Regions from separate parts of the Mus musculus genome. Here regions 1, 2, 3, 4, 5 and 7 are each linked to region 6. Evidence: chromatin loops called from intact Hi-C (ENCODE). Cell type or tissue: heart. All regions are shown on one strand.

What was found. Hi-C counts contacts between places; a loop is a spot of excess contacts. Peaks named below come from ENCODE experiments on the same cell type or tissue, not always from the same donor. Only the 100,000 strongest peaks of a DNase experiment are listed, where the experiment ranks them.
Region 1: it touches region 6 in a loop (3-fold over the local background); 14 of 42 quality-filtered maps call a loop at or near these places.
Region 2: a loop joins it to region 6, with 3 times the contacts of the local background. A loop is called at or near these places in 7 of 42 quality-filtered maps.
Region 3: a loop joins it to region 6, with 2.6 times the contacts of the local background. A loop is called at or near these places in 5 of 42 quality-filtered maps.
Region 4: a loop joins it to region 6, with 6 times the contacts of the local background. A loop is called at or near these places in 14 of 42 quality-filtered maps.
Region 5: it touches region 6 in a loop (2.7-fold over the local background); 5 of 42 quality-filtered maps call a loop at or near these places.
Region 7: it touches region 6 in a loop (3-fold over the local background); 3 of 42 quality-filtered maps call a loop at or near these places.

The regions. Positions count from the first base shown.
Region 1 is chr10:17,557,869-17,561,868 of GRCm38, reverse strand. The region is part of intron 3 of Gm32543 (a long non-coding RNA gene); the gene reads left to right. Among named protein-coding and RNA genes, the nearest start is that of Gm32656, 100 kb to the left of the region's middle. In heart, no CTCF peak of the experiment used is centred here; a DNase peak (open chromatin) is centred at 1,648; H3K27ac peaks cover 961 bases.
Region 2 is chr10:17,365,471-17,369,470 of GRCm38, reverse strand. No RefSeq gene overlaps it. Among named protein-coding and RNA genes, the nearest start is that of Gm20125, 270 kb to the right of the region's middle. In heart, no CTCF peak of the experiment used is centred here; a DNase peak (open chromatin) is centred at 2,210; H3K27ac peaks cover 1,555 bases.
Region 3 is chr10:17,541,383-17,545,382 of GRCm38, reverse strand. The region is part of intron 3 of Gm32543 (a long non-coding RNA gene); the gene reads left to right. Among named protein-coding and RNA genes, the nearest start is that of Gm32656, 120 kb to the left of the region's middle. In heart, no CTCF peak of the experiment used is centred here; a DNase peak (open chromatin) is centred at 2,322.
Region 4 is chr10:16,992,443-16,996,442 of GRCm38, reverse strand. All of the region lies in intron 1 of Gm20125 (predicted gene, 20125), which reads left to right. Among named protein-coding and RNA genes, the nearest start is that of Gm20125, 100 kb to the left of the region's middle. In heart, no CTCF peak of the experiment used is centred here; a DNase peak (open chromatin) is centred at 2,362; H3K27ac peaks cover 403 bases.
Region 5 is chr10:17,946,395-17,950,394 of GRCm38, reverse strand. It overlaps Heca (hdc homolog, cell cycle regulator), which reads left to right and starts at 2,328. Exons shown (of 4, transcript NM_001033432.3): 1 at 2,328-2,886. The coding sequence starts at 2,613. In heart, no CTCF peak of the experiment used is centred here; DNase peaks (open chromatin) are centred at 2,184 and 3,044; H3K4me3 peaks cover 2,306 bases; H3K27ac peaks cover 1,953 bases.
Region 6 is chr10:17,722,792-17,726,791 of GRCm38, reverse strand. It overlaps Cited2 (Cbp/p300-interacting transactivator, with Glu/Asp-rich carboxy-terminal domain, 2), which reads right to left and starts at 3,564. Exons shown (of 2, transcript NM_010828.3): 1 at 3,333-3,564; 2 at 1,118-2,854. The coding sequence starts at 2,846. The coding sequence ends at 2,037. In heart, CTCF peaks have their summits at 2,348 and 3,960 (motif pointing left); DNase peaks (open chromatin) are centred at 2,551, 2,671 and 3,681; H3K4me3 peaks cover 3,650 bases; H3K27ac peaks cover 3,526 bases.
Region 7 is chr10:17,474,136-17,478,135 of GRCm38, reverse strand. No RefSeq gene overlaps it. Among named protein-coding and RNA genes, the nearest start is that of Gm32656, 180 kb to the left of the region's middle. In heart, a CTCF peak has its summit at 1,882; a DNase peak (open chromatin) is centred at 1,215.

The sequences.
Region 1 (4,000 bases), 160 kb after region 6:
GTAATGATTTACTGGTTTTTAGAGGCAAGTTACTTCTAGGCTGCTGAGGCTGGAGCTGAGAGAAAGCAGGGAGTACCGGGATGGCTTCAGGGGCCCTTCGCGTTGCCTCTTCATTGGTTTTTAAGTAAGCCACGAGCACAGTCAAATGAATGCTCTTCCTTTTGAATGAGCTTGGCCTCTGTCACGGGGGCTCTTCCGTCTTTTCCTGTTAGTACTCAATTTATCTTCATCAAGTCCCAAGCAGGAAGGTCCAGATGTTATGACTCTTTGTTTTACAGTTTTATCATTTACAGGAAATTCAGACACAGGAAAATAGTGAGGAATTCAACCCAGAAGGACAGGGCCCATCTATAGTTGGGGCCCAAAGGAGCAGGAAGCCCTAGCTCACGGTGTCTCTATATAGGAAAGGGTTGAGACTATAGTGCAGTATCCCTTCAGGTAATTTTTGTTTGTCCTTTTTTTTTTCAGATCCCTGTAATATATTAGTTCACTGTCTGTGTAAATCTCAAAACTTGCACCTGACGTTGTTATAGATCTGGATGGAAAATATCTAACAATTGAGAAAAAGCAGCCTGGGATTTTCAATGGCCAGATTAGATTTCAGGATGCTCAACATGTCACACACACATGTACACAGACAGACACACACGCCTGCACACACACATAGACACACACACACATACACAGACAGACAGACACAGAGATACACACACACATGCCTACACACACACATGCCTGCACACACACATATACACACATATTCACATATGCACACACATATACAGACACACACACAGACATACACAGAGATACACACACACACACACACATATGAACACACACACATACACATACACACAGACACACACACATGCCTGCATACACATATACAAATATGCACACACATATACAGAGATACACACATATGCACACAGACACACACAGATACACACACACTCACAGACACACACATATACACACACATACACAGACACACATGCCTGAACACACACATATATACACACACACAGACATACACATATGCATACACATACACAGACACACATGCATACACAGAGAGATACATGCATACACACACACACACACACACACACACAGAGGACACACCATGTCTTGTATTTCACTCTGTTTCAGTCTCTGTGTGGATTGGGGAAAATGACAAGTTTGGTTTCCTTCAAGTCTAACTCAAATGTGCTCAAGTAAAAACATCAAAAACATGGTACACAAACAAGGGTGAGGCCCACAGCCGGAGTTAAGAGATCTTCTTTACAGGCACAGAGGCTGAAAAAGCATCAGCATTCGCACAGCCTATCATTTAGTGAGCAGAGATCTCCTTTCTGCTCCCTTAAACTCTCAACTCTTGGCCGCAGCCTCCCTAAAGACTCACTGGATCTTGCACAGCTGCTAAGGGACAATGTAAGTTGTCTAACAGTGAGCCAAAGTGAGCATCAAAATGGAGTTAAGGAACTTCAAGGAGGAAGCTTTCTGTTTGGTTTGTTTCTCTTATTTTGAAAGGCAGACCCACCAACCTAATGGAGACATTTTGCCATTCTTTCTAATCACCCTCTTTCTTTCTGAATCTGCGTTTTCCTGGAGGGTAGATAATCTCTGGCGCTGTGCTCACTGGCTCAGCTCAGCTGAGCTCTGTTCCCTGGAGTCTTGCTAACTGTATAAACTTTCAGTTCCTCAAGTCTAATGCTGGCTCACCCAGGAAAGAAAAAAAAAAAAAAAAAGCAAATTGAACAATTAAATTCAAGCTGTAGCTTCCGTCATGACTCAAGAACAGAAAAATGTTTTTAAGAGCCAGCAGTACATAAAGTACCATTAATAACCCAGAATTTATGATTTCCCATTGGGGGCCCCAAACAACATCATTTTGCCCAACTCTATTATGATACTGGATTGGAAAAGTTTCTCAAAAGTAACCATTTGATCCACTCTTCACCCAAGGCCGAGAATTTTGAGAAATTCTTTTATAAAAACGAAAGAAGCTGGAACCCTCTTTCTTTTATTCTTGTCTTTTCCATGCCCACCCCTTGCCTCTTTTCCTTGGCTTAGCTGCCCGGTTGCTGTGTCAGCATGCTGAGATCTGTGCAACACTCCCACCTCAGGAATTTGAAGCCTGGTGCTGAGTCTTTTTATTTCTTTGAGTTCAAGCTATGGATTTTTGTATTCAGAAAGTCTTAGAGGCTTATGCTATAGGCCCAGATTTTCATTCTTTGGCTGCATGGATAAATTAGGCCATTTTGGGAAAGTCCTTTGCAATCACATTACAGGGGCCGCTTGACTAGAATATCCCTGAAAACATTAAGGATGGTTTCTTACAATATACTGAGAAAAGTCCATGCTAGCCCCCCTCCCCTAGTGTGATGTTTCTAATGGAGTAAATAGTTGGACGATGGTTAGAAAGTCATAGAATAATTGATTTGAACACTCCAAGTAAATATTTCTCAGGGCAAGCTCACACTTTTAATTTCCTAAGAAGAGGGCTCCATTTTCCTTTCTGCCTAGAAATCATTTCCAAAATTGTATATGCAGTCAGAGCTTCAGAAACCACTGCTGGGTCTTGGGGGATGCAAGTTCGTGGGTTAGTTGTCCTAGAGCTTAGATAAAATAGAATGTAAGTAAGAATTATATACAAAATAAACCTTTTTCTCTGTTGGGATTAATGACTGTAGTTAATTTAAATGCTCAATTGGAATAGGAAACTACCATGGAGACTACATCATTTATTTATTTATTTATTTATTTATTTATTTATTTATTTATTAAGCTGCTCCTATATATTCTTTTCACAGCCCCACACTGCAAACAACATTGTCCCCATTACACAGGCAAAGAAACGGTGGCCTGGACAATATGATAAATGCAGACACTGCGGCAGTAGTCATTCTAGGAAGGTAGGTGTGACTCTGTACCTATCCTCTCATCTGATGTAACATGTTGCCTCTGTGGGCAGATGAGTGAGGACACTCCTTTGATATCCATGCCATGTGTGTTTCCTTTCCATGCCGAGAAATGGCTCCTCTAGTGGTCTGAAGGTGTGGAGAGGCATTCATTGCCCTAGACTCAAGCATCTGGTAGGGAATTCTGATGATGGACTTCTTGGAGATGTCTGAAGGCTAAGGGAGGGTTTGAAGGGGCCACTTTGACAATTCGGCCAATGGCAAACTGTCTGACTTGAGAGGAAGAGCAGACACATCCTGGCATTGTTGTGGCAGGCAGAGTGAAGCAGGCAGAAACACCCTGGGACTTTCAATGTGTGGTTTCTCCTCATGCTGCTGAGAGTTCAAAACTTCAGAAAACTGTCAAGATGGCTTGAGGCAGGTTCTAGACACCTGTGCCCTTACAAAATGGAAAGACCCATTTTCAAGGATTCATCATTTCCCTTCAGAGCTCCTGGTTCTGCGGTGGGACTTATTCTCCCCTCAGGCATTATGGGTATTCATTCTCCCTCACTGGAGTTCCTTCTGGTAAGCGGTCACTAAGAAAGAGTCTAGTCAATAATTTCGCCATTTACAGCAGTGAGTTTACTGAAGGACTCTCAGGAATCAAGCGAAGCTACCATATGAGGATGAGGCTGCAGAGGCAAGGGAAGTTTCTTTGTGCTCCTTGATGTATAGGACCCAGGGAGTGCCTATTCACAGCCTGATGGGGAAGGATGCTCCTCAGGGGAGGGGGAAAGACTGACTGAGATGATGAAAGATGACATCAGAGTGTATCTCCAGAAAAAAACAGATCAACACAATAGGGAGTTCCCTGGCTGCCACCTTTCAAATCACACAACAACAGGTGTACATTTAAATGAAAATTGATGGGGGTGTTGGTAGGGATGGGTTGCTATCACTAGGAATATTTTCTTTCCCATATCTGGGTTCTCAGCCTCTTAGTGCTAGAACAAAGTTATGCTTTTAACTATTGCTTCTTGATCAAAGATCTTTTCCAAAGAACATCGTAAACACTAGTAATTTAAATGCTG
Region 2 (4,000 bases), 360 kb after region 6:
AACTTTGTCTCTGTAACTCCATCCATGGGTATTCTGTTCCCCATTCTAAGAAGGAATGCAGTATCCACACTTAAGTCTTCCTTCTTCTTGAGTTTCATGTGTTTTGCAAATTGTATCTTGGGTATTCTAAATTTCTGGGCTAATATCCCCTTATCAGTGAGTGCCTGGAAGATCCAGCAATACCTCTCCTGGGCATATACCCAGAAGATGTTCTAACTTGTAATAAGGACACATGCTCCACTATGTTCATAGCAGCCTTATTTATAATAGCCAGAAGCTGGAAAGAACCTAGATGTCCCTCAACAGAGGAATGGATACAGAAAATGTGGTCCATTTACACAATAGAGTACTACTCAGCTATTAAAAACAATGAATTCATGAAATTCTTAGGCAAATGGATGGGTCTGGAGGGCATCATCCTGAGTGAGGTAACCCAATCACAAAAGAACACACATGATATGCACTCACTGTTTTCAGTTTCTTAAATAAAGATATGAAGCTACTGCTTTTGACTAGGATTCTCCAAGTCTCTTGCTCTGACTGGCTCAGAAATACCTTAGCTATTACTTATCCTCAGAGGCTTCCTTCAGCCAACACTGTCAATCACTTGTTTGCATATCAATATGACCACAACTATCTGTTGTCTACAAGTGAGTTTCGTTCTCTCTGTGCTATAAACACTATTGTAAGAGGGAACCATATCTTACTCATAGGAGTATATAAACAGAGACTTAGGCATCTGACTCATGAAATGTTTGATGGATGGATACATACAGGAAGAATAATAGGAGCATAAGAGTATATAGCTATGATTTGGTTTTGTTTTCATTTTAGATTAAAAATCAAGACAACACATCTGTTTTACCAGGTTTTTGTTTGTTGGTTTGTTTTGTTTTTTGTTTTTGCAGGTTCTATGTGAAATCTTAGTCTTCTCAGTCACTTATAATGAAAGAAGTATGGGGATTTATCTAAAATTCAGATTTAAAAAATGCTAAATTTAGTTTGATTCATTACTCCTGGTAAGTATGTATCACACTCACCCAAGACACTGAAAACAGTATTTAATTCCACACACATTTACTGATAGTCCTTATAGGTAACATACTACGCAGAAAAAGAAACATTAATAAAATATGGATCCTGCCAAACAGGCACTTGATAGAGACACATAGAAAGGACCTTAAAATGTAGGCAGAATGTGAAACACGAAGAGATCAAGGGGAGATGAATTCTGCTTATTACCACATTTTTTGAAGTATTTATCTTTTGTAGCTTTTTTTTTTTTTCATTTGCATTTGCTATAAGGCCTGGAAACTTGAGTTCCATCTCTGGGACTCACGTGAAGGAAGGAGATCGCTAGCCAGCTCCAGGAAGATATCCTCTAACTTCCACAAGCCCACTGTGATATGATATAGTTGGTTTGAGCACATACACACACATTCACACAGTGAATAAACAAATTTGATAAACATTACAAAAATTTGTGCTTTGAAAATTGAAGCCCTAGCTTGTGTGTGTGTGTATATATGTGTGTGTATATATATATAAATACATATATAACATCTTTGCACAATTTTTACTTTCTATATTGCCATACTCACTATCACTATGTGGAAGAACATTTTTTGATTATATAGCTCACATGAAAATCAAAAGGTTATTTGAAAACAGCCCTAGTTTACAATTTTTGAATTCTATTTTCTTTCTTTTTTTTTTTTTGAAAATTTACTTTCTGTGTCTGTGCATGCACATTCTATGCCATGGGTATGAAGGTCAGAGGACAACTTGGGAGGGGGAGGGCTCAGTTTTTCATCCAGCATGTGACTCAGCATGTGACTCCTGAAGAATTGAATATACTCAGCTGTCAGGCTTAGCAGCAGGGCTCTTTGACTTGCTGAACCTAAGCTGCCCAAATTCTATTTTCTTTGAATGGGCCTAGATCAGTTTGCATAACATCAGATGCCAGGGTTCTGTGTATAGGTTATCAATGTTGTCATTGCAAGATTTCAGATCTTGAAAGGAATTCAGAGGTTTTTCTCATTATTCTTGTTTTATGAAATCAAGAGGCAAACAGACTTAATGAGGTTAGTCACTAGAACAATCACAAGAAAACCCTGCTGCCTTGATCCCGCTACTTGGCTGTCCAGCACAGCACAACCCCCTTTCCTCCCCTCCCCTCGGAACGTGATGCTTTTAGAATAATTTTAGACTCTAGGAAGTGCAATCCTGGGGAAGATATTTATAGCAAGCCTCTGGCTCATTGAGCATGCTCTTGTTTGGGATATTCCACTGCACACTCTGTTCTTGTCAGTAATAAATTATTCCCTGACAATTTAGTTGCCAAAGGGTTCCCAGCCTAGATGCTTTGCACATGTCTGTTTGAAAATGATCAGGTTAACCGGTTTTAATGATGCCTTTGTCCTTTACTTCCCTCCCAGCACGGAGAGAAGGAAGAATCAAGAGTTTCTGAAAGGGGGTGAATCTCACACAATGGAGCCCTATTTATATAACATTTAGTAATCCACTGAGTTTGATTTTTTTTTTTAGTTCCAGAAAAGATTTTACTCTTATTAATTAGAGGCAAGAAGTCAGAAAAAGAAGAAGAAGAAGAAGAAGAAGAAGAAGAAGAAGAAGAAGAAGAAGAAGAAGAAGAAGAAAGAGAGAGAGAGAGAGAGAGAGAGAGAGAGAGAGAGAGAGAGAGAGAAAGAGAGAAAGAAAGAAAAAGAAAGAAAGAAAGAAAGAAAGAAAGAAAGAAAGAAAGAAAGAAAGAAAGAAAGAAGGCATCTTATAGCCATTTACAAGTGATTGTGGGCTGTAACTTGAATTCAGTTATATGATCAACTGACTTAATGATATTTTTTTAACTTTCTAGTAGGTCAGGATACAAACTAAGGGGACATTCAAATGTTAGAAAAGCAAAACAAAACCAGGGCATGAATGAGGGTGGAGAGGGGAAAGGTGAAGGTGGCTAGCAAGTATTGTTTCGTGACTCATGTTTCTCAACTGAAAACTGAGATTTCTGGTCACATTAGGGTGAAAATGTTGATAGCAGCTGCAAACAGGAAGGTTTAAACATGCCCTTCCCTGGGTAGTATTTCCTTTGGTGTTCTCTGTTTCTATGGTATGTCTTAAAGCTCTGTAGTTTTACAATCAGCTGCAGCTTCCTCAAGTAGGAAGGAAGACTCTGTGTTCTGTGTTCTTCCTTCATTTACTGCCGTGTGGTTGTGACATCTGCCTGTCCTCGTTGACAGTGGATAATGCTGGAAAGACACCCCTACAGCAGGGTATGCTCAACAGTGATCACAGGATGGCTCAAAACTGACCTCTCTAAGGGGAGAGAGAATCCATGGTCTGATTAGCAAGGGGAAACCATGCTTGCCAGAATGATGGCTTAGTTTTCAGTTTACATTGTTAGTAATAGCAAGATAATGAAGAGTGTGCTCAGTTTTGAGATGTTTGAAGGCCTTGTTGGTTCAGGCAATTGACAAATTGTAATTTAAGAGATAATAATCCTGAATGGTGAAAAAGAGTTCAATATATTTGCAAACTAATGGACCGAAAGGAGAAATAGGGGAATTTTTTTCAATATGGATACTTTTAAAAAGGGTGGACAACCAATTTCTTAAATAAGACATTTTTTGAAGAACGTCTGTCTCACTGGGGATATGTTAGAAGGCTAAATATGTGTTCTAATTGAACGAGAGCTTTAATCCCTGGTGCTCCAAGTAGAAAGAAAAACAAAAGAACTCCATGTCTCTTTCTGTAGGAGTGTTCTCCCTTTAAATGCTTCTGTTATGATAAATAGAATAGAGAGGTATGAAAAGGCTATTAAAATAATCGCAGATGTTTGAGTCAGAAATTATGTGTTGGTTTAGACTGTCAGTGGGTGAGTCAATTGCTTTCATGTTAGGACTAATCAGCTGGACTAGAAAACTGGCTATCGATGACTTCAGGTAGCTGCATCAGATGTAAGTCCGTAAGCTTCACCACTGGAATCTAT
Region 3 (4,000 bases), 180 kb after region 6:
TGCACAAGCAACAGCTTAAGTCAAACCAGTAACAATTCAAATGAAAAAAAAAATCAATGTCCAGAACAAAGCCTCTTCACATTTCAAATCTCTGGATTATGAGTGGTTAGAAGATGTCTTAAATACCATCCAATTTAAGTCAATTATATTACAGATTAAAGAAAAAAGGTAGTTTGAGCAAGATATCTTTTGTAGAAAAAATATTTTTCATGTTGAGACACAGTTTTATATCTTTATGGGTTTAAAAGTTATCCCGTTTTGAATCATCTTTGCTTGATGAAAGGACAAAAAAATGTGTAAAACAAGATAGCTGATTAACCATGATCATAGAGCTAAGAAAAAGAAAGGACTCAGACAAGAAACCATGTTCCCTGAGGTCCTCATTCAGAACTCTGTGGTTAGTTGATCATGAAAGTAAATTAAGTCTTGTAGAGAATTTGAATGTTGTTTCCAAAACTCTTAGATAAACCATGCTCTTGTGTTATTCTCTGTCATCTAATGTTATCCATCTCTATAGTAATTACTCTAATTTCTTTAGAGAGTAGAATAATGGTCTCTGATGGAGTCTGGAGCCTATTTAGGATCTCCTGATAAAAGGTGATATATACATGTACACGTTCAAGTAATTTCAAGAAGTCAGCAACATGGGGATAACACTAGGCTATAAACTAGTGTCCTATGGATTAAGACCAGCTATGACTTTCTATTTCTTGAGTGTTTGCTGTGTTCCAGGCATCATTCACAGAACTTTACACGGTATGATGGCTAATATTGATTGGCAGTTTGACAGAATCTAACATCATCTAGGAGACAAACCTTTGGGTCTGTCTACAAGGGAGATGACAGACTAAGTTAACTAAGGTGAAAAGTCTTACACTAAATGTAGGTAGTCCATTTCATGGGCTGAAGATCCTAGGCTGAATAAAAGGGAGAAAGTGAGCCAAGGTCCAGCATTCGATTCTCTTTCTGGTTCCTGAGTATGGATGCAATGTCACCAGCTGCCTTTCTGTTGCCACGACTTCTTCCCCGTAGTGGGAGATATATGGGAACTGTGAGCTCAAATAAACTCTTTGTTTCTATGGATGCTGTTGTCATGTGTTTTGTTATAGCAATTAGAACAGTAACTAGTGCACATCAGCTACATGATTTAATCCCTGCCAAACCACTTGTGTTTGTGTCCATTTTTATATCTATTTCACAGGGTATAGTCTAATATACCTTCAGTTTATTTAACAGCTATTTCTTAAAAAGTGATCGATGCTGGGTATGAAACTTGGTGCTGAGGATACTACAGTACCCCATGTGGGCCTAGCCTTTAACAATCTCAGAATCCAGTGAAAAGTTATTATTTCTATACTCAGAAATGTGTCGCAAAGGGAATAGACAAGGCATTGAGAACCACATGAACAGGTAGATAGTCAGGGAGGAAGTCAAGGGTGAATTTTCAAACTCACACAATGAAAAGCTGCAGAAGACATGCAATATCAGATATCATGTGGGAGTTAAATCACTCACTAGAGGCTAATGCCAGAGGGCAGAGTTTTGATTCAAACAGACTCATTTGCTCCCAACTTTAGACTGCTTCACCCACCAGAGCTCAGTTCTTTAACGTACAAGGACTCTGAATGGCACTTCTATACTAAGAAGACCTTCCTAGTCCTCTCCATGCCTGTGAAGTATCCATCTCTAAAGTGCCAAGTTTTGGTATGAAACTAGATTTTCCCATTTGCAATGTGCCACGATGGATTTCTCTCTTTCATCATTTCTGCTTGAAAATCTACCTGTCACCCAGTTCCTAAATCTTTGGTCTTAAATTTGCCACTTAGGTCTGAGTAAGCTCCTGGTAGAAGCACAGGGAATTCTGGGTGATCACCGAGTCATTCCTATTTGTATTCTGCCTCATTCTAAATATTGACAGATTATGAATCAAATATGGTGCCTTAACTGGTTGGGATAAAAAAGATTCTAGTTTCTATTGATGAAAAAATTATCTATATGTGTTAAGATCTCATTGTTCTGACATCCAAAAGCCCTGTTTCAAGTAACCAGGCCTTTATTTCATCTTCCCAGAGAGGTAGCTGGGTGACACAGGATTACTGTTAGATCTAGGGCTGGCTTCCTTCCCAGAGAACAAGGTTAGGTAATCAGGTTAACTCCTACTAGTTATCCAGCCAATGTATTTGGTGCCACCGTGGGAAGAAATGCCAACCATGACAAGCAGAGGCACAGTGCTAATTTCAAGGTCTGTCTGGGACACTGGGCTCTAGAAATAATAGCTGATTACAGCAGTGTTTGAAATGGGCATGCTAAGAAGTCCTACTTAAGAGCTTCTGGAAGATGTCAACAAACAATGGAGATAGATAAAGTTTATGACATTAGAAATGTGCTCGACAGTGTGCTTTTGAGTTAGCACGGCGAGGGGCCCAAGTGGACAGGCTGTGACTATGAGTTTTGGCTTGTACCATCCAGAATGGCTGACTGGGTCAGGTGGAGAGCAACACCAGTGTGTTTATGTAAATGTGTTTGGAACGGAGAGTGTTCCCAACAAGTGCATTAATAATTCTCAGCAAACTTCATCTCTGGATATGATGGAATTAATTTTTGAATCGGTGAAGTAAGAAGATATTTTCATTCGAAAGCAAGTGGGAAGACGAAAGGAAACAGGATTCTTGGCTAGGAGAGCAGGAGTGACCTTCCAAGTAAAGAATTTCAACCAGGGCTTTCAACTTCAGGAGGGAATGAAGCTGGGAAAGACTTGCATAATAAAAACTTAATGGGGATGAGCATTTGGGGGGGGGCAAAGAAAGCTCTCCCCCAAGATCCTCTGAGCACACCACACTTCCTCATTACCCTTACCACATTCAAGGACCCTGATGTGCCTTCTGCACTTTTTAATTTTTAAAGCAGGAAAACATTATTGCTAATTGCTTTTTCATCCACTTTTTTCATTCTTTTTCTATTTTTTCTTTCTTTTTAACACATGGCTGGCATGCCAGCACATGCTTGGATGCTCTCACAGTTACATATAAACCTTAGAAAGGGGCCCTCTTTCCCCCCTGGCCTGACTCAGACTCCGTGCTTTGTATAAGTGAACTGGGAAAGGCTGGAAAGAATGCGCATAGGGTCTGGAGCTGTTGTGTTAAATGGTGGGAGCGATAACAGCGGATGATGGAGCATGCTAGGTAGGGGGTGGAATGTCCAGTGATGATGGGTCACGCTGGGTACTTTGTGTAACAGATTAGGGTGTGGTTTTTTTTGTTGTATTCCAATATAGTTTTATTATTGCATCCAATTGATGTGCCTGCCCATGTTGCACAAATGAAGTAAATCTAAGTATTAATGAGCAGAGCTTGTGGCCGCTAAACTGTGTGTAAAGAGCACATTGAGTTTGAAAGAAGACCATGCTTGATAAAGTTTTTAAAGAGAATTTGTAATGGGTCCTAAAGTGTATTCAGGAGAAGTAACAGAAGAAAATCCATAGAATCCACATTTACAAATGCTCAGAACAACAACAACAAAATCAAGAAAACCAATTTCAGAATAAAATGATTAAAAAAAAAAGATTGGAAAGATAAATGAAGTTCTCAAAAGGCTTAAACTGTGGTTTAAAAACAGTTTTAACCAAAGCTTGTTGTACAGCAATTTTCCATAAGCTCTGGTTCTTCAATCAGAATTGACCAAATTCTTCTGTCACTGCTTACAATCTTGAGTGATGATAATTTTTACTGATAAGAACAATAAAAGATACTTTCATTAAAAGGAGCAAGGGCAATTTCCTAATGGATTAAATACATTAAGATTAATAATTTTATTGTTTTGTCAAAAAGGGGATCTCTCATGAACCCTTCATTTTATAACAAAGTTTCTGTTGATTTCACATTGCATTAAACAAAATCCTCTCTCCATTTTCTGTGTTCTTACTTCTCCTTTCTCCCTTTCTTCTTTCCTTCCTTCCTCTTCTTATTTTATTTCTCTTTTTAGAAATATGTATTTATATGAA
Region 4 (4,000 bases), 730 kb after region 6:
TAACCCAGAACAAACCCTGTCTTCCTTAAACAGTTTCTGTCAGCTTTTCCTCCACATTAGTGACAGAAATAATAAATGGACTTACTTTTCTTAAGCAATAACAAAATCATTATTGTTTTTCAGATAGGCTCCTAACACGAATGGTCGAGGATGGTCTTGAACTAGAGATCCTGCCAGTGTGTGCCACCATTCCTGTCTACTGGCTCCTAGTTTTATTATTACTTTGACATAAGACTTTAAATACTAAAAAAGTACGTTAGAAAACACTGTCTGTTTTCTTTACTACATGTCACTTTATTATGTTGCCTTTCAGGTCCTTTATTTTCCCTCTGAAAGTTTGAAGTACTCAATGTTGTAATCCAGACATTTTAAACTTTGATTTGCAATCATCTAAACTACAATTCAACAGAGAAATCTTTCTAAGATTGATTTTCTCTCACTGGGTCATTCATAAACATATTCATTACACACACACTCCACGAATATTCGATAATGCATCAATCACTGAGCTGTTTACATTAAGAGACACAATTGAAATTGAACAATATAATTCAATGAAATTACTGGTCTTTTTATTTATTCATCTAACCCCTAGCTGCTCAGTCACTGTAAACAGCTTCATTGAAAACAATTCACTTTTCTGTTCTTTCTGGATTGATCTTCTCAAATACATGATTGCTCTTAATTCAGATGAAATATTTCATTTCTTTAAGTACATGGAAAGGAATTAGAGCCAGCTGAATGCAATAAGGAACAAGGAAGGAAGACGCTCAGTAAGAGGAAATCAAACCTGTTTACAAGTCTGGGATCTAAACACTTGTGAGGTTTGTGGTTTTGGAAACTATATTCATATGTTAGAGGAGAAAATGATGAATGCTAGATAAACATGAGTTTTAAATGGCCTGGGTTGGATTCTTATTTCTCATTGCACCCTAAGTACCTCTTTCAAATTCCTCTGAATTTCAAAGAGTTTCAACTCAGGGCTTAAAAAAAAAAAGAAAAAGAAAAAGAAAAAAAATGTCATTTAAACACTGGGTCATTTCAACATTGGAGGGAGAAACAGATGAGGCAGAAAGATGGAAAATGTTTTCAACCATCAAGATGTGTCTGTTTTACTCAGAAGACAGGTATAGTGTGGAATATTCATAGTATTCATAAAAACAATTAGTGTGTACAGTCACTGGAGGCACATCAAATTATCATCCCATACAATGGTAAATTTTCCGTTCCTAAATCCCTAAATCAGTTTCTGTTTCCAGTTCCCCTTTCAGTAGGTGACACTGGGAATATGCTAAACACAGCCCTTGGGCAAATTAGAAACAGAAGCTGGGGAAAACATTAGGAGCCTTTTCTGGGTCTTATTTCATTTTAAACTGTTGTGTCTATTTAGAAGGTAAAGAACATTAATGTAAGTGTGTTTTAGAAACAGAAACCCATCAACTGAGAAAGTGCCATCCTGGAGTTCTGTTCCGATGGCCTTATATATTTATTTAGTTGCTAATGTTTTAAAGGAATGGACACAGCCAGGTGGAGACTCCTGAAGGTGGCAGTCATTTTGAATCACCAAAAACCCAAATGATGGTTCTTGGCTGTAGGAGCTTTTGAATGTGTTGGCTTTGAAAGTTTCATGACTGGAAAAAAAAGGAAGGCTGAAGGGAATTGGCATTTTAATTCCATGTGGCTGAGCTTTTTAGTTACGTTCAGACACTTCTATTTTTATTTCTTGAAGCTGGGCCCATGGCCAAGTAGGAAGCTGCGGAATTATTGCTCTTGCCCTCACATTTAGTACAATCTCCTATAATACTAAGGTTAGGTCAGCTTTTTCCCTGTCCTTGCATTAAACCTACAAATAGATCAGATTTCGTGATAAGCACCAGTGGAAAAAGGACGAAGGACGGAAACTGAAACACGGACCCTGTTCAAGTTGAATTAGAATCAGATCCATTGCGTCTCATGTTTGCCTAGTGCTGGCCTGAGAACCTGCTTGGTTTCACCTCTGCACTCTAGTTGTTCTTCCTTTCTTCCTTCCTTCCTTCCTTCCTTCCTTCCTTCCTTCCTTCCTTCCTTCTTTCCTTCCCCTCTCTCTCTTTCTCTCTCTCTCTTTCTTTCTTTCTTTCTTTCTTTCTTTCTTTCTTTCTTTCAAATTCTTTTTCTTTTTCCTGTTGTGTGCTGATACACTTAAATGATAGCTCTTCTTGTTTTATGCAATGGAAAAACTATTACGGAATAGTTAACCTTGAAAGCCACTGACTGTATCTAAAAACAGAAGAAAAAAAAATCTCTCCCTTACTGTGCCTCTCATTGGTTGTTTGGAAACAGCTGCTTGATGCCAAGTTTGTACTTCGCTCTTATCAGCCCATTTGGTGAGATCAGAATGTGCCTGAATAACTCTGAAGGTTAAAATATGTTGTTGGAGATTTCTGTTACTGCTATTCCAGAAAGCCACCTAATAGCATCCTCACAGTCAGCAGGGACCAGGCTCTGTCTTTCTCATGATTGTGACACATAGTGGAAATTTACTGGCTTCTATATATCACAATCTCTGCATGGTGTGTGTCACACTCAGGATAAGCCCAGCAGGACAGCCTGCAAATGGCCTGGCAGGGTTGGTCGACCAACATATGGAACAGTCCCTCTGAAAACAAAAACATGCTGCATGCGCTCATGATCTGAGTTTTACATTTTGAGTTTTTTTTTTTTCTTCTCTAGCATAGATGGTTTAATTGTGGCACCTATAAACTTAATTTTTAGAAAACTCGATAATTATAATTTTTATAATTTCCTAATTCTTTTTTTTTCAGCATTCTAGAAGTTGTGCTTCACTGCTATTAAATACTATTTGGGTTGTACGGGTTTTTTGAAGTTGTTATTTATAGTACAACCCCTAAACCCTTATAATATATATTTTCATTTCATATATACCTAATCATTCAGACCTTCTTCCAGAATTGAAATATACTGCATTATCATAGCTACTCAACAACTAGAAAATATGCATGGCCCAACAAAAGCATTTGAATATTTCAAATTGCTGCTCTGTAATCTGAATGTCATACTGTGGCCTTAGTCTAGAAATGTCTATTAGAAAAAAAAGATGCCAAGGATTAATCTTGCCTTTTGTGGTGTGCTTACATTTATCTCCAAACAGTGTATAGTGTTTTGTCAGTTATTTATCAAGCTATTTATATGTTTATCTGGTGCCTGTCACTGGGGTACTCAAAGCCTTTGACAAGTGTGCTGTTAGCAGAAAATACTGCCCAGGAGAGAAAGGATATTCTTTTTTCACTTGACTCCTTCAGAGCAGAAGCCATAGTAATTCCTATATGATTTATTGAACAACCATTAGAAGGAAACAGGCAGAAATAGATCAGCCAATCACTCAAGGCATGGACACTGGATATCTATTCTTGTTGAAATTTCTGTCCAAGGAAGCATGAGAGTTGAAAAACAAATATAACCATCTTCCAAAAGGCAAGATAACAAACAGTTTTTGTTTTTTACTTTTTATAAAATGCCTTGTAGATGATTTTTGTTCTGTAGTATGTTATGTCCCTCTTTCAACTGCAGAACTTCCCTTGATCTTAGATGAGTGTCATTTGGGCAAAACCCCAATGAGTTATGTAGAAAGTGATAATTAAAGAACCATACATTAGCAGATGCAGATAATTTAATATATAGCAATTCTGAAGACTTATTATCACACCTGATGTTTGCAAATCAGTCACTTCCATGAGTGGTCCATCTGAGATTCTCATTTCTTTTTTCTTTTCTTTTTTTTTTATACTTTATTTTCTTTGCCTAAATGATAAGAGAAAGTTGTTAAATTAGCGATTTATGATCAGGATACTCAATAATGACAAGTCAGCCAAAGACAACCTCAATTTGTATTATGATATGATATTCTTCCACTATATTTTAATCCTTATAATGTTTCTACCTGAAAGGACCATCTTAACATTTTTTTCAATGTACAAAGAATGCTATTTCTTCTTTTCTCATA
Region 5 (4,000 bases), 220 kb before region 6:
ACAATACTGCCATCACAGCAAGCTCCAAACAAGAGACAAGTGAGTGAATAACTTCATCCTAAGTGTGTAATGTAAGCCTTTTTGGTGAAAAGGTATGAGGGTCCATGGAGGCAAGCCTAACTTTGGGTTACCAGAGAAGACTTGGTAAGTTATTAATGGCTTAGTGGAGATATTAAGGTTCAGAAGAAATACAGGCAGAAGAATCCTTTAGGTATATTTCACACATTTGAAAAATTTGTACTAAACATGATAGTGGAGAAGGCTTTATATTAGACTGCAGAGTTAGAAACACAACCTGCCCTGTTCTACTGATACAGGGTGTGTGTATGTGCGCACAATGTGTGAATATAAGACATAAACACATCATAAGCACAAAATAGCTATTCTCTAGCTGGGGAGATACTTAAATTGGTAAAGTGCTCTTTGTACCAACTTAAGAACTTTATGTGACCCATGTAAAAACTGTGCACAGACACACATATCTATAGTCCCAGAGCTGGGAGGCAGAGAAAAGTGGATCCCTGGAACTCACCAGCTGGTCATCTAATATGTCCGTGAGCTCCAGGTCCATAAGAGACCCTGCCTCCAAAAAATAAGGTGGAGAGGAATAAAGGAAGACACCTGATACTAATCTCCAGCACACACATCTCTCTTCCACCTCTCCCTCCTTCCTTCCCTATCTATCTTAGCTATCATTTGGGCCTTCTAAAGAATTACTTTCCTTTAACATATAGTGTACTGCGTCCAACTAGCAATTGCTCTCAAGAATACAGTGTTGCTCCAGGCTCTGCCCATCAGAATCCTGGCTAGGAAGTCATGTGGATGGCTCTTCTCTGAGCAATTCCTTGGCCATCTTTCTAGACCCTTCAACCTAGCCACAGTGCCTTGCCTCAACAGTCCAGTCGATTAAAGATCACGCCATAGGAAGAAGACACTGTAAACGAGTTCAGTGTTTTTCTGTAGTCATGGATCAAGAATGTCATTTATACATTCACCAAGATCAGTTCAGTTGTTTCTTACGGCACCCAAGATAAAAATATGGCTGTTTCATGCGAGGGAACAGAGGAAAATTATTTAAGCATATACATTGCCAACGTAATCAGAGGTAGACAGGAGAAATAAACTGTGATACTCGGGACAGCTCTTCTGGTAAGGTATGGGATCATTCTGAAGAAATGAGCTGAGATCAGAAGGGTGGAAAGGAGCGGGTCTTTGAAAGGGGCAGAAGAGAGTGCAGAAAAGGAGATTACATCAAACTCTTCCCAGGAACCCTGTGCTCTCATCTCTTTTTCTTTCTTTCCGTTTTTCTTCTTTAATAATAGATTTTTAATACACTATATTCTGCTCTTCTTTCCCCTTCTCCAGCTCTGCCAAGATCCTCTCCACCTCCCTTCCCAGCCGAATCCACAGCTTTCCTGCCTCTTCTTAGAAAACAAATATGCATCTAAATAATAATAAAATAGATAAGATGAAAACAAACACACAATATAGGACAAAACAAACAAATGAAAAAGCATGAGAAAGTCATATAGATGTATTCGTTCAGTGAGGAATTCCACAAAAAACAGAAAACTGGAAGCCATATGTCTATACAAAAGACCTAAAAAGATTACACATATATATATATATATCCCTGACAAAACATTCTGAGACAAAGAACCTCTTAAGATTCAACTGAGTCTCTTTTGTGTTGGCCATCTACTGCTGAGCATGGCTGTGCCCTCACTTCTTCACCTCTGATGTCCTCCTCACAACCCGGCCGTTCTCTCCAGACAACTCAGTCTTCTTTGTGCAGCCTGGCTCCTCCTGGCTGGCTCTGCTTCTGACAGAACCGACAGAACCCTTGGGTCTCTGGTTGGTAGGTCTGGGCTAAATAAGCTTTCCACCACGAGACTGAAGAATTCCCATACAGGAGCTCAACTGCACTCTCCAGAAACTCCTATCTTACCATTGTTGAGCCGCAGAGCCATTGAGCGAATTATTAATCCGAAACCCTTTGTTTTGCTCTCCTGTTCTAGTCACCTGTTTGTTTTTCCAGACCACGTTGTCAGGTTTAGCTCCAGTAAGGTCAGAAGGCCAGTTAACAACTTCACGAACACTGCCTGGCTCCCAGTCGTGGCTGTCAGCACACGCGGGAAGCCCGCCAGCCTCCCTCTCCCAAGAAGGCGCCTGGATGACGTCACCCAGAGCCGAGGGCTGAGCGCCGAGCGTGACGTCACGGGGGCGGAGCGAGTTGCCGTGAGGTCACTGGGTGGGCGGGGCCGGGCTCAAGCCCCAGTGTCGTCACGGGCGGGGGCGGGCCTGGAGCGTGTCAGCGCAGCCGAATCAAAACAAGCCCGAGACCCGCCTTTTCCCTCGGGCTCCTCCGCGTCTCGCTCTGCTCGGGGGCCCGTTGCGCCCGCGCGGCTGCGAGCCTCGGGTGGCCGCGCGTGGCCGCGCCGGCTTCTGCCGCGGAGGGCGCGGCGGCCGGAATGTCGCGGCGAGGGCCGCGCGGCGGGGCGGGCGCCTGAGGAAGAGCGGCCGGCCCGCGCTCTCCGTGGCCGCCCCGGTGCGGCGGGGGAGCCGCCTTCGTGGGCGCCGGGGACCGGGACACCCGCGAGCGGGCCGGGGAGATGCCCAACCCCAAGAACAGCAAAGGCGGCCGCAAAAACAAGCGCGCCAACAGCAGCGGGGACGAGCAGGAAAATGGAGCCGGGGCCTTGGCGGCGGCGGGTGCGACAGGCGCGGCGGCCGGAGGGGCCCTGGCGGCGGCGGCGGCGGGCTGCGGGGCGGCGTCGCCCGGCGCGGTGGGCACCGGCGGCGCGGCGGGCCCGGGAGGTGCGGGCACGGGCGCCGCCAACGCCACCGTCGCTGCGGGGGCTGCAGCCGCGGGAGACGCTAAGAATGGTAAGACGACAGCGGCGGGGCGAGCGCCAACTTCCTCACCGACGGGCGGGCGGGCGCGGTGGCGGGGCCCTGGGTGGCGCGGGCGGCGCGTGGACAATGCGAGTCAGGAAGTGCTCGCCCCGCCCCACCGCCCCGCGCTGCCTTTCCTTTCGTGGTCCCCACGCGGAGCGGCGTGGACCGGGGCTGCGGGCCCCGCGGCGGCGCTCCGGTTGGTGCCTGCTCCCCGTGGTGCCCGCGCGGGCTGAGTCTGAAATGTCCCGGGTTGGTGGGAGCGAGGCAGCGGGCAAGCAGGAAAAGGAGCCCAAGTTAGAATGATCCGATTGGAAACTTCCCTGCTCACCGCGACCCACCCACCCACCATTGCCCCCAAAGAAGAAAAGCTGCAATTCCCAGCAGATGTAGGCCTGTTGCCTGATTGCCACAGGTGGAGAGAGAGAGAGAGAGAGAGAGAGAGAGAGAGAGAGAGAGAGAGAGAGAGAGAGAGAGAGAGAGTGTGTGTGTGTGTGTGTGTGTGTGTGTGTGTGTGTGTGTGTGGTGTTCATTTAATTCTCTTGTCTTGCTCGAGGAAGGAAGAGAATCTGAACTTGACTTCCGTTCCCAACCTGAAGTGTTTGGGTGTCTTTTTCTTTTTTTTCTCTCTCTTTCTTTCTCTCTTTTCTTCCTTTTCTTCCTTTCCTTCTTTTCTCTTTCTTTCTTTCTTTCTTTCTTTCTTTCTTTCTTTCTTTCTTTCTTTCTTTCTTTCTTTCTTTCTTTTCCTGTCCCTTGTATAATTGTTTCACATTTGTTTTTCTGAAGAAGCCCTGATAATTTCATGAGCGCTTGAATGATCCTTTAGAAGGGAGGAATGCAGGTAATAGCTAAGGTGTGACAGGATTTTCCCTTCTTACCACAGGATGCCTGACATTTATTTGGGCAGCTTTTAAACTTTTTTCTTCTCAGGTAGTTTTTCAGGGGAAAAAAATGTACATTTTAATGTAAGTAGATGAGAATCGTTAGAATCGTTATATTTGCTTCTTAACAGTTTTCAAAGCCATCCTCTATGTAGATGGTCTCCCATAAAAAGGGCTACAGTACTTACAAGAATGCCACAGTGATTCCCATAGGAGATAGACTA
Region 6 (4,000 bases):
TATGCATCTTAATTTTACCTGTCCTGCTTGGAAATAGAACTTAACAGAGTCGAGCCACTCGGAGTCCTTCTCAGTCAGCCTATGTGCCAGATTCCAGGGCAGCCCTACCTGCTTGTTCTGACTGCAAACATGGGCTTTAGGATCAGATTCAAAGCACAAAAAGGGACCGCTCTTTTGAAGCAAGGTTTGCTGTAAGACCTTCTTGGCCTGCATTTCCTTGGTCTCTCCATAGGGTCAGTGGGAGTCTCTGTTCTTGGCTGAGGGTATGCTGCTCTTGAAAGCGTGAAAACATGACAGGCAACAACAACCTAACTCCTCTCTCACCTGGGATGCTCTGACACTTTCTTTCTCTTCTGCTTGATTATGTAAGGCTATCCCTGACACCCACTGAATGTGGGTTTGGTCTGCTTAAAGACTCAGCTCACCCAGGCTGTTAAACTCATTTTATACTGAGGTCCCTGGCACCTAATGCATGGGACAGCGGCAGCTCAGAATTCTGGAAAATGGGGCACGCTTGGGAGGGAACATGTTATGAAGGTTGTAATTTGACCTTTGAGTCAACCTCGGAGCAAAACTTAAATATTATTGGAAGCCTCAAGGTAGGTTTCCACCCCCCTCTTGCACCCAGAACTGCAAACCAGTCAGAATCTATTTGAGGTTAAGCTGGCAGATGTGTCTATCCTTAGCGCCTTTGCTCAGAAATAAAATTCATCACTTGAAATAAAGGTAATTTATATTTAATGCCACCCCATCAATCACTCAGTATAATATTCTAGTCCATGTCCTTTTAAGTAGTTGAATCAAAAACAGTTTTCTCCCCCCACCCCCACGCAGTGAGAAAGATTAAATATTGCTAGCCTTCCTAGCCAAGGAGCACTGGAAATGGAAACAACAGCAAAGAAACAACAACAAAAACACTGTGACAACTTCTCAGCCTTTGATTAAACCACACCAAGAGGCATGCTACAAAGGTAACCAGCAGCATTATGTCAATTATCCTAAATCCTGCTTTCCCTTAAGCTCACGGTGACCTGTTTTAGTGTCCTGAAACTTATTATCCTTTGAAAGCTTACTCGCAATAACAAGTGGAATGTAAAGACAACCCCCCCCAAATGACTGACTTTTAGAAAACAAGTTTATTTCTTAACTTTTTATTGACATTGGCAAATTAAAATAGAATAAATTAACAAGTATTTTCTCAAAAAAATGTTTTGTACAAAAATACTGTCAAAATTTCCTAAAAAGCTTTCAACACAGTAGTATCTTTTCATGTACTGAATATAACTATTAGCACAGTGTCAAAAATGTTGAAGACAGAAACAAAATAAAAATCTGTGAAATGTTTGCCACTGACGACATTCCACACCCTATTATTGTCTGTACATATGGGGGAGGGGAGACAGCCAACTTGAAAGTGAACGGTATGACTTTTCCTGATCCAGAACGGTTTGGCCCACATGTTTAATCTTCCAGTTTAGCATATTTGAAAACTTAAGTCTGTACTCGAATGCATAGTTAAAAAAAATGAAGCGAGATGGCAGTTTGTGCAGTAATATCTGCCCTTCAAAGATCATGCAGCCAACAAATGCAATGTTTCCTTTCACTCATGAATCTGAACGCAGCGCAGTCATTTGAAACCATCTACAAAATCCACAAGATTAAGCAGTTTGCCAAGCTTAATATCTAACAGTTGAGCACGGGAGAAAGTGAGGAAATAAAGGAGTAAAAACAAACAACAAAAAAGACCAAGTTAGCTAGATATTTCAACTACATAAGGGAGGTGAATGTCAAGGCTACAAAAAACGAAACAAGAATAGGAAAAAGTGGCAGCAATCTTTTTTTTTTTTAAACCAATTTGTACAAGTTTATAGTTTACTTTGTTTCCAGGTTCTCAACCCTTTCAGGATCTGAAAAGCGAGATACTGCGTCTAAGGGAATGTTTGTTTTTTTGTTTTTTTTTTAATTCACACCGAAGAAGTTGGGGGTGGGGGTGGGGTGGGGAGGGTGATTTCTTTCCGCCTGCGAGGTTAACCGAGTCAACAGCTGACTCTGCTGGGCTGCTGCTTGCACACGAAGTCCGTCATAAAATCAAACTCATTTTGGCCCAGCCAGAGTTCGGGCAGCTCCTTGATGCGGTCCAAACCCATTTCTATCACTAAGGACATAAGCACTTCCTCGTCGATGAAATCAGTGTCTATGACATTGGGCGGCAGCATTGCCGCGGGGACGTGAGCCACCGAGGCGGGCATGGTGCTGCCACCGCCGCTGCCGCCCGCGCTGCTGCCACCCGCGCCGCCCGAGGTGCCGCCGGAGCCGCCGGGGGTGCCGCTGCCACCCGCACCGCCAGGGGTGCTGCTGCCTCCGCTGTGCTTGGGGTTGCAATCTCGGAAGTGCTGGTTTGTCCCGTTCATCTGGTGGCCTGCAGTGGGGTGCAAATCCGGCATGTAGTGGTTGTGGGGGTAGGGGTGATGGTTGAAATACTGGTTGTTGAGCTTCTGCAGCTGCATGCTGGCCGGCAGGGAGCCTCCCTGGCTGGCCACCGGGGGACCCATGAACTGGGAGTTGTTAAACCTGGCGGCCGGGGCCAGAGCGCTCGGGGGGTGCCCCCCGTTCACAGTCCCCGGCCCCATGGCGTGCCTGATGCCGCTCGTGGCATTCATGTTGCCCGCGCCGTAGTGTATGTGCTCGCCCATGAGGGCGTTGAAGGCGTGCTGGGGCTGCTGCTGCTGGTGATGATGCGGGCTCGGGAACTGCCCCATGCCCATGCGGTGGGCAGGGTGGTGGTGCAGCCCGTTGGTGCCGTCGGGGAAGCGCCCGTGGTTCATGGCCATCATATGGTCTGCCATTTCCAGTCCTGAAAGCGAAACGAGCAGACGCTGAGACCCGCGCCACACGTGTCGCCCACCAGAGCGCACCCCACTTCTGTAGCCCCCCGTACCCGCGAGCACGTCTCAAGCTGCAGACCACCACCCCCGAGAGAGCCCACCAGCAGCCCGTGCACCCGAGCTCGCTACCTCGGCGGACCTGCTGCCTGCCGGACCCGCACAGCCTGGCGCTGAGCGACCTGCCCCTTCCCCTAGGATCCGGGAAAGTGTGGCGGGGGGAGGGGGACCGGAGCCCACACCCCCCTGGGTTCCCTGAAGTGGCCTAATAAAGGAAGTGCCCCGGAGCCGGGCCGCGAACTTCAGGCATTCAATCAGCCCTCCTCACCCTGTGGTTGCACATCCTGTTGTTATTCCCCAGCTCCGCCTCACGCTTGTCCCCGGAGCCAGCCCTGCCCTCGGAGGACTAGGCTGGCAGCAGCCCTGGCTAGCTTCGCCCGCCGCGCTCACCTTCCGTCTTTGCGATTTCTGCTCGGAACACCGAAGGCGGGCTCGTCGAGTCCAGGACCGGCTCAGCAGCACATAGAGGGACAGCCGATGGGCTGTGAGGCGCTCGCCGGTGCGAGGTTGGCGCCGAGGTCTTGCAGCAGCCGCTGGAGCAAATTCCGAGCCGTTCCCTTTTCTTTTCCTCCGCTGCCCTAGCCGCTCCGCAAGACCGCCAGGCAGCTGCCAACAATGAGCTGTGTTTCTCCGGGCTTTGGCCACTGTTAATATAAGGATCTCAGGAAGGGCGGAGCGACAGCCTCCCCGGCGGCAAGCGCAAACACACGGATCCCGGAACATCAGCACCCTGGATCGGGTCCTCTGCCGCGTCCGCGAGTCCGCGCTGCACGTGCGCAGCGGCTGCGCGCCCCGGCGCCGCCCAGCAGGTCTCCGGACCGAAGTGGCTTTCTGGCTCCCAAAGGCGAGGTTGTGCCTGCCACCTCAGGGACACGGAGCTAGTCCTCCCGGCCACCCAGTGCACGGAAGCATCTACAGGAGAGGAGCAAGGAGCACTCCCCACCTCCTTCTGGCTAGATCTCCCCACCCCCAGCTCGCTCACCCGGCTTACCTAGTGATCTGCCCTGCCCTCTACAGGAAAAAGGGGTTCGCTCAGCCTCCCTGCCCTGCAGAGTTTT
Region 7 (4,000 bases), 250 kb after region 6:
AAATTAACATGACCTGTGCCCCAGTGAAATGACAGAGATGACTAGGGAGAGCCAGCAAGGTTAAATTGGAAGGATGCAGGCCAACTTGGAGCTTGCGTCCTCCTCAGCTTTCTTTACTGCCTAGTCCTTGGTCCGTTTCCCAGAGTAGAATCCACAACCCTGTTGGCAAAGCACTGCCAACATCCAACAATGTGACACCTACAGTTCGGACAGTATTCTCCCAGAGCTGATAGAGGCCCAGGGACAGCCTTGGGCTCCGTCCCCTTCTTCTCCATCAGATCAGACATCACAACTGAGTCTAGCCTCATCTATCTCCCCCTTTTCCTGCTCTTATTGCAGATATCCACTGCGTTTGCTACCCCACAATGGTTATTGGCTTGCTTTAGTTAACCAGTTCTCTTTGGGTTCTGGGTTCTGGGCTGATGAGTGGGGACCATGGAACCTCGACAACATTGCCCTTCTGATATGGACGCCCTTTTGCGGGCCTCAGTTGCTGTGGCTCTCAGTTCTCCTCTTGTCAAGGGGCTCCTGGGTGCTTCTTTAACTCTGCCTCTGTTATTTCATTCTGTACCAATCCTCTGAAATACATGGCTGCCTCAGGCTTTAGAGTAACGCTGAGATTTTTATCTCTGAAAAAATAAAAATCCAATCATACTTCTGTCTTGCTTTATATCTTCTGTAAGTTTTCATCACATAGATACTAGAATAAAATAGCAAGCTCTTCATTACACCAGCAAGTATTAGCGTAATCTGGAAAACCTTTCAATTTACACAACTTTCTCAACTTCAAAACTGTCTCCAGAGACAGTTGACCTACTTTCCTCCCTCATCTGTCCCATGTCTGTTCCTGCCTCAGGGCCTTTGTATGTGTTTGCAGACATTCCCATTTCTGGATGTCTTTTCTCATACACGCTTCAGCTGGGATGTTCCTTTTTGGAGACTGCTTCTTGGCCACCCTCTCTCTAACCCAGCTATCATGCTGGTTTAACTCAGTGGTACAGGCGTGTCTCTGAGATCACCTTGTCTATGTATCTGCCACACTTTGCTTCTTACCTTGACTTCCAGAATGAGAGAGCAGGGTCTTACTCCTTAGTGCCCAGGCTGTTCCTACTAAACAGGAGATACTCCGTAAATATCTGAATGAGTGGACTGGAATTCAGATGTCCCCAGAGGCCAGATGTTGAAAGCTTGGCCACCAGCCTGTGGCACTAGTGATGGGTGTTGAAATCTTCAGCAGGCGGTGCCTAGTGTAAGTAAGGCTGCTGAAGGCACTCTGTGCAAGAGGACGTTAGGTGCCTGGCCTCCTCTTTTCTCTCATTGCGTCAAGGCTGCCAGGTGAGGCAAGCCTGTTAAATGTCGATAACTTTTTTTTGCATCTTTGGGTCTCAGTTTGGCAGCTTATCTTTATCCCGTGTTAGCAAGTCTCACCTCACTGGAGCTTTGTGAGTTGAGCAGGACTGGGTAAAACCAGTGATGGATGGGAACAGAAACAGCATACAACAACTATCACTGGGGGTTGTCTTAGACAGCTTCCCGTCCTTATGACAAACTACCGTAGAAAGTCAACTTGGAAGAATTAGCTTTATTTTGGCTCATGGATGCTTGGCCCCTTTGCTTTTGAGCCTGCAAAAAGAGGCAGAACTTTGGGGTAGAAACTTGTGACTGAGGAAATTTGTCACTTTGTGATGGTCTGAAAGCAAAAGGGGGGAAGGGCAGGGTCCCATGTAGGGCGTGTCTGCAGAAACCTGACATCTTCCCTCTCAGCTTCACTTCCTTAAGATTCTTCTAGTTCTCAGCACACAGGCTGGTGACCAAGTTAGGCCTGTGCCACTACTGCCTGGCCAAGTTTTCCAAATGTGGCCACTGGGGGACATTTGAATTCCAAACAATAGCAGAGTTACATTGACAGTCCAGTCTCTGGGGAAGAGCCACTGGGCCACAGGTGACTCCAGCACAAGCCTCTTCATGAAACACTTGGTGGTTTTGTCAGAGCAGCAATTATAGATACGGCAGATGTCCAGCAGGCTGGACGCTTTATCTGTCCAGCTGAACTTCTGGGAGCCAGACTGTCTTCAACACCAGCCACACCTGGTTCCTAGGCTGTGTTTTTTGGATCTGCTGATTCTCATTGCCCTGTGTTATTGTGAATAAACAGCGGAGATGTACTGATAATCTCCAAGATTACAAAACTAACCCAATTCCCCTGGATGCGCGGAGCTATTAAACAAGTATTTCTAGGCATCTCACAGAGATGTAATCTCTCCATGTTTCACTAGGCCACATGACTGTCATTTATGGGTTTTTTTTTGTGTATGTGTGATTATTATAGATGAGTGTAAGAGCATGCCTTTTTTACATTTATGACTATTTAATTAGATAAACCTAACGACTCTCAATATTTTTTAAGAGTCAAAAGCACTCTTAAGATTGCAAATAACGAAGAGTCATAGTCAGAAGACTGAATCCCCAAATTAACCAGTCTGCATAATCATATTTGATTATGCAGGGGTGTCTAATTCATTCATTTCCTTGCCAGTCAGTCTCTGTCACATTATCCTGGAGGGTGATAAGCCCCTGGGCTCTAGTATCTTTATCTTCTAGTTAATTCAACATAATAAGAAGGCTCCAGAATGTCTGTAGCATGATGATATTTTGATGAAAAATCTGTATCATTTGCAGGAAAGAAATAGCAAGAAGATATATAGCAATATGCTAATAGTCAAATTGAAATTTTAGGGTTTTTTGCTTTTGGTTTTCAAATTCTTCTGCCTTGACTATGCCTGTCTTTTCTAAGTAAAAAGCAAATGTATAAACCAGTTGTGTGCTTTATGGGTAGATGTGTGAGAGCCCTGATGTTTTCCTTGTAAGAAAAGACATGCAGGATGGATTGATTGATAGTTGATTGACAGTTTCAGGGTATCCATTTCTGAAACATGAGCCAAGGCACTAGAGTCGGCAGGATCCCTAGAGATACACCAGGCACACCAGCCAATCCTGTGGTTTAAGAGGCTTATTTTGAGGAAGCTTCTGGTAATGTTGGTTTAATTTTAAGAGTAAATTTTTAATAATTTTAGCTAAGTAAAGAGTGATTAGCATTGAGTCAGTTCGGAAGTATCCCATTCCACAGGTGGCATTAGAGTCTGTAATTCTCACCCTTCTTAATGCTGTGACCCTTTAGTACTCATATTGTGGTGACCTACAACCATAAAATTATTTTCTTGCTACTCTACAACTGTGTTTACTACTATTATGAATTGTATTGTAAATATTTGATACGCAGGGTACCTGATGTGTGACCCCTGTGGGGGTCATGGCTCACACACTGAGAACTGATGCTTTGGTCTGACAGAGACCACAAAAAGAAAACCCTACACTGGACAGGAAATTGGACAGAATGATGGCTCATATTTCCGTCTGAGCTTAGAAGAAGCAATAATCAAACCTAATATTTTACTTGTTTTCTTTTTACAATATTCCATAAGGTAAGCCTAATTTTTCAATATCATCATCATCATCATTATTATTGTATTTGTACATTTGAATGCAATGTCAGTAGAGGACAAAGAAGAGTAATGGATTTCCCAGACCTGGAGCAGCAGGCAGTTAGTTGTGAGCCACTTGATGTGGATGCTGGGACTCTCTACTAAGGTCCTCTGTAAGACCAGAGTTCTCTTGTGTGATGTACCATCTCTTTAGCCTGATGAGTGCTGGTCAAGGAAGAAAGCTGATGTTCAGACTGACTATGTAATTTGCAGTTACACAGAGCTCGTCTATGTCTGGGCTGGAATTTGATTCCTACCTTATCCTTTCTCACACAGTGACTATGAGCTTACCCATCACTTCTTCTTTCCTTCTGCTTGTTTTCAAATTTCTCTCCTTGTCTTTGCATCACTCCAAGAATGGTGGCATCTGCTAATATATTTGGATTTTATTTAGTTCCTGCTTTTGATATCCAAGGGTGAAGAAACAGATGGCTGACTGCTGGATAGAAGCATGGGTG